Linked DNA regions of Mus musculus: region 1 is linked to region 2. A link is a loop called in an ENCODE intact Hi-C map of the cell type or tissue named here. Cell type or tissue: left cerebral cortex. All regions are shown on one strand. Links, peaks and the distances in the headings refer to the core of each region. The heading gives the core; the rest is flanking DNA. Region 1 holds the start of Rpl5 (ribosomal protein L5). Region 2 has its middle 6.0 kb from the start of Dr1.

Region 1 (4,393 bases), core at 299-4,298, 360 kb after region 2:
CTTTTGAGCTAAATTTAACCAAGTCTTAGACACTTCATCCTTAATTATCAGAACACCAGACAACCCCACCTTCAGTTAACAAAGTCACAAAAGGCAAGTGCACCTATCTCCTGACCAGCAAATTTTTATTGTAAAAGCCCTGAATACAGGGACTGCCATTTTTAAAGGGCTTTCAAAGTGGAAGACATTTTTGTGTATTTTAAAACCTATTTCAAACAGTAAATAGAAATAGCTTGTCATGCTGGGATGACAGATGAGCAACCCTGCCTGGCAACAAGAGTCCTACCACCCTATTACCAGCCTTTTTAAATCAGTAAAATGGCACACAAGCCCATAAAGTAAGCACCAGGAGTTAATGCGTGACAGATGAAGGTAATTGGAAGACTATTCATATCAACAGATTTCCCAGTCCTCCTCTCAAATTCCATAATGGAAATTAAGCAAAGCCAGGATTTCCAAACCTTCCCCCCACCCCCACCCCCCCCACCCGCCACTGAAATCTACTAACACAAGAAAATAGTCTCTCCCAAAAGTTAGAGTTGATGCGTCTGACCACACTACTCAAGTCTAGGACATAACTCACCTGGCAGATGATATCTCTGTTAGTTACACGAACTATCATCCTATATTTGGGTGTGTTGTACTTATTCTTGTCCTGGATCACCAATCGTTTTCGAGCATAGTAGTCAGTTTTACCCTCTGCAAGGGGAAAAAAAAATTTAACCAGGGAAGGTTCCACCTTGAAACAGTCTTCAGAAACTAAAACAGAAAAAGTTCATACCTCGCCGCCTTCGAAATCTCACTTGGTATCTTTTAAAGTAGGCCTTATTCTTGACAACTTTCACAAACCCCTTTAAAGGAAAAAAAAAATTATCAGGGCTTTGCTAATTGTTTCGTCCCATGACTTTTTTCTTTTGATACAGGCCAACTATGTAGCCCAACATGACCTAGCATTTGGTAGTTTCTGAGCGCCGAATTAATAGGCAAGAACCACCTGGGTTTTGGTCTGTATTTTTTTATTTAACTATGTAACAAAATCATGCCCAAGTTTCAAAAGCAAATTATTACAAGTGTCAACTTCTATAGCATGTTTCTAAGCTGACCGGAAACAAGAATCGCTGTTGTGCAGTGCTCAACCTTTAATAAGGTTAGTTCCTCATGCTGTGGTGACCCTTCCCCAAACCATAAATCTCGTTGCTGCTTCGTTAATTTAATCTTGTAGTTATTCATCGTTAATACAAATATCTGACAGATGGGTTAAGAACCAGATGGAGAACTGCTGTTGCACTGGTTCTCTTCGCCAAACACACCTAACTAAGCCTCAGAAAACACGTAAAGATGGCTGGGCGGAATAGGGCACCGACCCAAGTCGCTCCATCCACAACTGCAGGCTCCTTACTACAACTTGCAGGTACAAAGACATTTTCGTACTGCCTTTAAACAATCTTTCAATTCCTGTACCACTGATCGATCCCTACGCCAAACCGCCGGGATGTATCACCTACACCGGAGCCAATCTGTGCCGACAACTGCACACCTCACCGAGAAAGTTCAACCACTCGGCGCTCACTTCCTCCCTGCCTAAACCGGGCTCAAATGGCAGAGTACGATCTACAATTACTCCTCGCAAATGAAGAGCTGCACCCCACCTCTCAAGTCCGATCTCAGCAAATCTCTGAAAACAGGGCCAGACTCTGGCCAGGAAGAGCCAGGGGCCGCCACATCCCTTCCGGGACGCAGCAGCGCCACGGCCTCCACTGACAGACACTCCCGGCTTCAGGGCTCTGTGCGAGGCCGAGGGATTCGGGCTTCCGTGGCACGGCCTCCTGACGACCCCGGAGACAACTGCGGCTGGCAGCCGGACTCGGAAGCCTCGTCCCGAGCACCCTCCGCCGCGGCCCCTCCCCCGGCTGGCACCCGGCAGCCATTAGGCCACGCTGGAACGGCGGGCGCAGAGCCGGGAATCGAATGCCATCTGCCCCCCGGGTCGCACGAGCCGACCCCGAGCGGGCATCCGCGAGAGGAGGGGGCACCCCGGTGCACGCACGGGCCTGAGACCCAGATGCCCACTCACCATCCTGCGGAATAGAGACCCGCAACCGCGGCTCCACGCAGACCTGCAGAGTCGGCCGCGCTAAGGGGGAAAAAGACCGGAGTCACGTACGCATGCGCAGTATGTAGCACCACCAGCACGCAAGCGACGTGAGAAAGAGTGGCTGTAGGCCTCAAGATGCGCGGGCTATCGCCCCCTGCCGGTAGGAGGATGAATGTCATCTTCCTCCTCTCAACGAGCATGGAGGATGGGCGATGAGAAAGGGAAATAGAGGCTTTTTGCGAGGACTTTTTTTTTTTTTTTTTTGGGGGGGGGGTGGTTTTTCGAGATAGGGTTTCTCTGTGTGACCCTGGCTGTCCTGGAACTCACTCTGTAGACCAGGCTGGTCTCGAACTCAGAAATCAGCCTGCCTCTGCCTCCCAAGTGCTGGGATTAAAGGCGTGTGCCACCACTACCGGGCAGGAGGACATTTTTAAAAACACGCTCGGCATGCACGCACACACACCACACTTATATAATTATTTTTCTAAGCAGGAGGGGGTAAAAATTAAGTTAAATACATGAATTTGCCTATGCTGAAATCTTGCCTTCTCCATGACTTGACTCACTTCTGGAATATATATTTCGGAATTCCCAGCACACAGGGCCGCCGGGAAGCTCAGCCTCAGAGCCTCAAGTTTGAGTTAGAAGAGACTCTTCTGCCTTTGCATAGCATCTTGACATCTGCTTCAAGCATACTTTTCATTCTCCAGCACTTCTCAGAGTGCTGACCTCCAGTCAATTCTTAGTTACCTGTTACATGGTGAAAACAAAACAAAACCCACTGCACTCTCCTGTTGCCTTTATGCTTCCATTGTCCCCAGAATTCCTGACATTATGAGCGCCGCCTCCTCCATCACTCTTAGTCCCCTTCCTCAAGAAGTTTCTTTTTAGGACTGGGTGTGCAGCTAAGAATTGCAGCCTCAGTACTTAGAAGGGAGAGGAAAAAGAATCAGAAAGTGCAAGGCTAGCCTAGGCTACCTAGTGAATTGGAAGCCAGCCTGGGCTGCCTGAAGGAAAAGAAATGCATACAAACAATTATTTAAACACGTGAAAGAACAGTTATAAGGCTGAGAGCTTTAGAAAGTCTAAAAAAAGTCTGAGAGCCGGGCAGTGGTGGTGCACGACCTGGGAGGCAGAGGCAGGCAGATTTGAGTTTGATGCCAGCCTGGTCTACAAAGTGAGTTCCAGGTCAGCCAGGGCTACACAGAGAAATCCTGTCTCGGAAAACCAAAGTCAATGAGAATGCAATTTGAAAATTGCTTCCCTAGCCGGGCGTGGTGGCGCACGCCTTTAATCCCAGCGCTCGGGAGGCAGAGGCAGGTGGATTTCTGAGTTTAAGGCTAGCCTGGTCTACAGAGTGAGTTCCAGGACAGCCAGGGCTACACAGAGAAACTCTGTCTCAAAAAACAAAACGAAACAAAAAAAAAAAAAAAAAAAAAGAAAAGAAAAGAAAGAAAGAAAAGAAAAAACAAAACAAAGTTGCTTCCCCAAATTCTGTGTACCCAATTATTTTTAGCAATAGCATTTTATGACACTGGTGCTCAGATTTTGGAGGGGCAGTGGGACTCCTTAAAAATATTTGTATTTTTATGGATAGCTCAGCAGGTAAAAGTGATTGCTATACAAACCTGATGTACTGACGTCAGACCCCCGGAACCCTTATGGAAAGCCAGGAATGGAGTATGTACCTGTAATCCCAGCATTCCTGTGGTGAGATTCCAGGTTGAAGCCGAATCCCCTAGAAGTGTGTGGGTCAGCAGCAGCAATCAATAGAAAATGTCCTACAGCTGGATCTCATGTAGGCATTTTTCTCAGTGGAGGCCACCTCCTCTCTAATGATTCAGATCTTGGAGTTTCCCAGCTCCCACAAGGCAGCTCACAACTTTCTGAAACCCCAAAATCTAACACTCACACAGACACACATCTAGGCAGAACACCAAATAAAATAACACATTAAATAAACAGACAAACAAATGATAAAATGCTCATAATAAAATAATAAATAAAACACACATCAAATAAAAATAAATACTTTTTAAAAAAAAGTGTGCTCAGTTATTGTACTAGCTGGTTTTCTGTTTCAACTTGACACAAGTTAGAGTCATCAGAGAGGAGTTGAGAAAATGCCCCCATGAGGTCCAGCTGTAGGGCATTTTCTTGGTTGGTTGTTGATGGAGTAGGGCTCAGCTCATCCTGGGTGGTTCTATCCCTGAGCTGTGGTCCTGGGCTCTAAAAAAAAAAAGCAGCAGAGCAAGCCAGTAAGGAGTACCTCTTCATGGCCTCTGCATCAGCCTCTGT
Region 2 (4,393 bases), core at 152-4,151:
AGTCATCTCTTCATGTCCTCCCCAACATGTGCTGTCACCTCGGTTTTTGATCTTAGCCATTCTGATTGGTGTAAGATGGAATCTTGGGCCAGTTTTGATTTGCATCTCCCTGATGACTAAGGACTTTGAACATTTCAAGTACTTCTCAGCCATTCAGGATTCCTCTGTTATGAATTCTCTGTTTAGTTCTATACCCTATTTTTTGATTTGGGTTGTTTGGTTGTTTTTTGTTTGTTTGTTTGTTTGTTTTTTGGAGATTAGCTTCTTGGGTTCTTCATATATTTTGGATATTAGTCCTCTATCAGATGTGGGGTTAGTGAAGATTTTTTTTCCCCAGTCTGTAGGTTGCAGATTTGTCTTATTGACTATGTCCTTTGACTTAAAGCAGCTTTTCAGTTTCATGAGGTCACATTTATCAATTGTTGATCTTAGAGCCTGAGCCATTGGAGTTCTGTTTAGGAAATTTCCCTCTGTGCCATAGAGTTCAAGGCTCTTTCCCACTTTCTCTTCTATTGGATTCAGTATATCTGTTTTTATGGTGAGGTCCTTGATCCACTTGGACTTGAGCTTTGTGCAAAGTGACAAATATGGGTCTATTTTCATTTTTCTATATACAGTCAGTTAGTCCAGCACCATTTACTGAAGATGCTTTATTTTTTCCATTGTATATTTTTGACTTCTTTGCTCATAAGTGTGTGGGTTTATTCTGGGTCTTCAATTCTATTCCATTGATTGACCTGTCTGTCTCTGTATCAATGCCATGCAGTTTTTATCACTATTTCTCTCTAGTATAGCTTGAGGTCAGGGATGGTGATTCCCCCCAGAAGTTCTTTTATTGTTAAGAGTTGTTTTTCACTCTCCTGGATTCTTTTGTTTTTCCATATGAAATTGAAAATTGCTCTTTCCATGTCTGTAAAGAATTGTGTTGGAATTTTGATGGGGATTACAGTGAATCTGTAGATTGCTTTTGGTAGGATGGCCATTTTTACTATGTTAATTCTACCAATCCATGAGCATGGGAGATCTCTCCATTTTCTGAGGTCTCCTTCAATTTCTTTAAGATGCCCCACCATACCACAGGGGCACGTGCTCCACTATGTTCATAGTGGCCTTATCTGTAATAGCCAGAAGCTGGAAACAACACAGATGTCCTACAACAGAAGAATGGATACAGAAAATGTAGTTCATTTACACAGTGGATTACTATTCAGCTATTAAGAATGAGGACATCATGAGTTTTGCAGGCAAATGGATGGAACTAGAAACTATTATCCTGAGTGAGGTAACTCAGACCCAAAAGGACATGCATGGTATGGGTTAGCATTTTGTTTAAGCTCCACCCCACAGTTACCTGGCAACATCCAGGTATGCTACTCCCCCACTATAAAAGGGGGTGCTTGCCCCCTCCTCTCTCTCTCTTGCTCTCTTGTTCTCTTGCCCTCTTCCCTTCCCCCTCCCTTCCCTACTCCCTTTCCAGTCTCTCCATGGCTTCCACTTCTCTACTCTCTCCTTCTCTCTGCCTCTACTACCCAGTTGACTCCCCTCCCCATGCCCTGAATAAACTCTGGTCCCTCAGGGGGAAGGGATGCCTTGGCATGGGCCCGCTGAGACACCCCCTTCCCCCATACCTGACTACCCCTCCTTAGGACATATTCTTTCTCTTTTTATAAACATATCATATGGTTCCATGGCCGGGATTTAGAAACTCTACAGGTTTGCATCCCACCCCAGCTACCACAACTCACTAGCAGAACTAGTAAACCTCCATCCACCACTGGTCAGAGTAAACATCTGTCCACCATGGTCTCAGGGAAGATTTCTTGAGCTCAGAGCTACCCCTGTACTACCCTGACCCTTGTTCTAGGACTTATTCCCTTGGGTGAGATTTTCCTCTTTCCTTTTTGAGACAGTTTCTTTCCCAGCTGAGGATTCCAGGCTGGGCCTGGACAAACTGCTCTCTGTGTCCCCACAGAGAGTCAGTCTTTTGCAGCCTTTGTCCCTATTTACTGGGATGCCTTGGTCTAGTTCACAATTAACAGAAAACACCGTAATGTAGGCTTCTCCCCCTAACCCCTCCCTCAGTTGCTGGCTCCTTTTCCTGCTGCAGCAGCTGGTTCTGCTGGTTCAAGCGGGTCTGGCTCTGCCCCTTGCCAGGGACTCTGCTGCCCTCCCCTCTCTTGCTCTTGGCTCTGTGTCAGTCTCCCTGCAGTTGTGCTCAGCTCCCTCAGCCTGCTCTCCATCCACCAGTCCCTGCTCAGGTTTCTGCCTCCCCACTTTCTCCATACACGCCTCTCGCCATCTGGTTATCTCTGGTATTAGCTGGTCTTGCTTTCTCTAACTGTGGCTTGTTCCTCCTGCAAGCCTGTGTGTCAGTACTCCTGGGAGACCAGTTCTCTCCCGGAAGAATTTGGGTATGGAGAGCTGTGGCACAGGGTCAGCTTAGGGTGCAGATGAAACCCGAAGGATCCTGTCCCCGGCTGTTCCTTGGGTCGTGTGTCCTGATGGCTCTGAGTGGGTCCCCCTCTTGAGCTAGGAATTTGAGCAGAAGTGGTGGTTTTACCTGTGTTCACAGGCATGTCTGCACCCCTGGGAGACCAGCTCTCTCCTGGCGGTATTTGGGTATGGAGCGCTGATCAGCTCCGAGCATCATGGCACAGGATCATTTCCTGGCTCAGACAGAAACCCAGATGTCTGTTTTCTAATGAGAGACAAAAAAATGTGTGGATCCTGGTAGGAGGGGAAGTGGAGAGGAACTTCAAGGAGTATAAGGAAAGAAAACTTTAATCAGTTATATTGTATGGAAAAAACCAATCTGTTGAGTAATAGGAGAAAGTTCAGAATAATGATTAAATAGTAATAATAATAATAATAATAATAATAATAGTAATATCAGCCTGGTTTAAGTAGTGAATTCCAGGCAACCTGAGCTGTGAAACTATATCTCAGAAAACAAAAAAGCAAAAGCATTCATAGCAGACAGAACTATAAATCTTCTGTAAGTCCCATTTATTCATTCATGCATTGATTTTGATCAGGGATTATTGGGAATCTGTCAAATACTTAGCTATGTCTTAGAGATATGAGGAGACTTGATAATAAATAATTTCCTGAAGAAAGCCAAAGGGAAAAATGCACATGATAATTTTCTGAGTCACCTGTGGGCTGGGTAGATGGCTTTATTGATTTTGGCTGAAAGCTGACTATCTGGCTGTCACTAGATCTCTTGCTTTCCTCCAGTACAAAGAAAGCCTGAGCACCTCTTCAAACTGAAGCAGAAAGCAACTTATTTAATGGATCTACTATGTGCAGGGTACAATAAGGAACAAATATCTCATGGAAAGTTGGCCCTGTTGTGGAACTTGTCAATCTAAAAGGCAAATAAGCCAAAGGGTCACAACAAGATATGGTTAAGTACGCGATTGTTATATGACAGGTCCTGTGGGCACAAATCTAAGCAGATATTTGGTGTGTTCTGGTTTAAATGTGGTTTATGCGTCTCCAAATGTTTTGTGTATTGAAATTTAATATCCATTGTGAAGTTTCTAAGGTCATAAAATTAATCAGATTGTGGTGTTTAAGAGGTCTTCCAAGTAGTAGATTTTATTTCTTTATTTAGAGTTAGAATCTTAGAAAGTTATTCGTGTTCATCTTAAACTCACTCTGTAGCTTAGGGAGTTGTTGAATTTGCCATTTCCCTGCCTCAGCCTCTCAAATAGCTAGGATTAAATATTGAGCCATGAAGCCCAACTTCTTTGGTGACTTTGTAAGAGTGAAAACAAAAACAAAAAACAAAAACCAGTCACACACACATTGATTCTCTGTACTACCTTGTCACTCTGCCAACAAGAACATACATGAGAAGCACTCTACAAAGACATAACTATGGAGAAGGGAGATCAATACATTTGTTTGATTGTGACAAGGTCTTACTACATAGTCTAGGCTGGCTTTGAAAGTACTATCATCTTTCCTCAGCCTCCCCAGTTACTGGGATTACAGACTTGCCCACCACATCCAGCTTGGATATTAAAAGTTCTTTTTACCTATATTTATTTCTTTTTTTTAATTAGGTATTTTCTTATTTTACATTTCAAATGCTATCCCAAAAGTCCCCCATACCCTCTCCCTCCCATTCCCCTACCCACCCACTCCCACTTCTTGGCCCTGGTGTTCCCCTGTACTGAGGCATATAAAGTTTGCAAGACCAAGGGGCCTCTCTTCCTAATGATGGGCAACTAGGCCATCTTTTGATACATATGCATCTAGAAACATGAGCTCTGGGGGTACTGGTTAGTTCATATTGTTGTTCCACCTATAGGGTTGCAGACCCCTTTAGCTCCTTGGGTACTTTCTCTAGCTCCTCCTTTGGGGGCCCTATGTTCCATCCAATAGC

Evidence for each region. Hi-C counts contacts between places; a loop is a spot of excess contacts. Peaks named below come from ENCODE experiments on the same cell type or tissue, not always from the same donor. Only the 100,000 strongest peaks of a DNase experiment are listed, where the experiment ranks them.
Region 1: it touches region 2 in a loop (2.0-fold over the local background); 5 of 42 quality-filtered maps call a loop at or near these places.

The regions. Positions count from the first base shown.
Region 1 is chr5:107,898,328-107,902,720 of GRCm38, reverse strand. Rpl5 (ribosomal protein L5) reads right to left here and starts at 2,193. Exons shown (of 8, transcript NM_016980.2): 1 at 2,075-2,193; 2 at 782-851; 3 at 584-699. The coding sequence starts at 2,077. In left cerebral cortex, for the core only: a CTCF peak has its summit at 2,237 (motif pointing left); DNase peaks (open chromatin) are centred at 1,568 and 2,206; H3K4me3 peaks cover 1,687 bases; H3K27ac peaks cover 676 bases.
Region 2 is chr5:108,260,719-108,265,111 of GRCm38, reverse strand. No RefSeq gene overlaps it. Among named protein-coding and RNA genes, the nearest start is that of Dr1, 6.0 kb to the left of the region's middle. In left cerebral cortex, for the core only: no CTCF peak of the experiment used is centred there; a DNase peak (open chromatin) is centred at 2,155.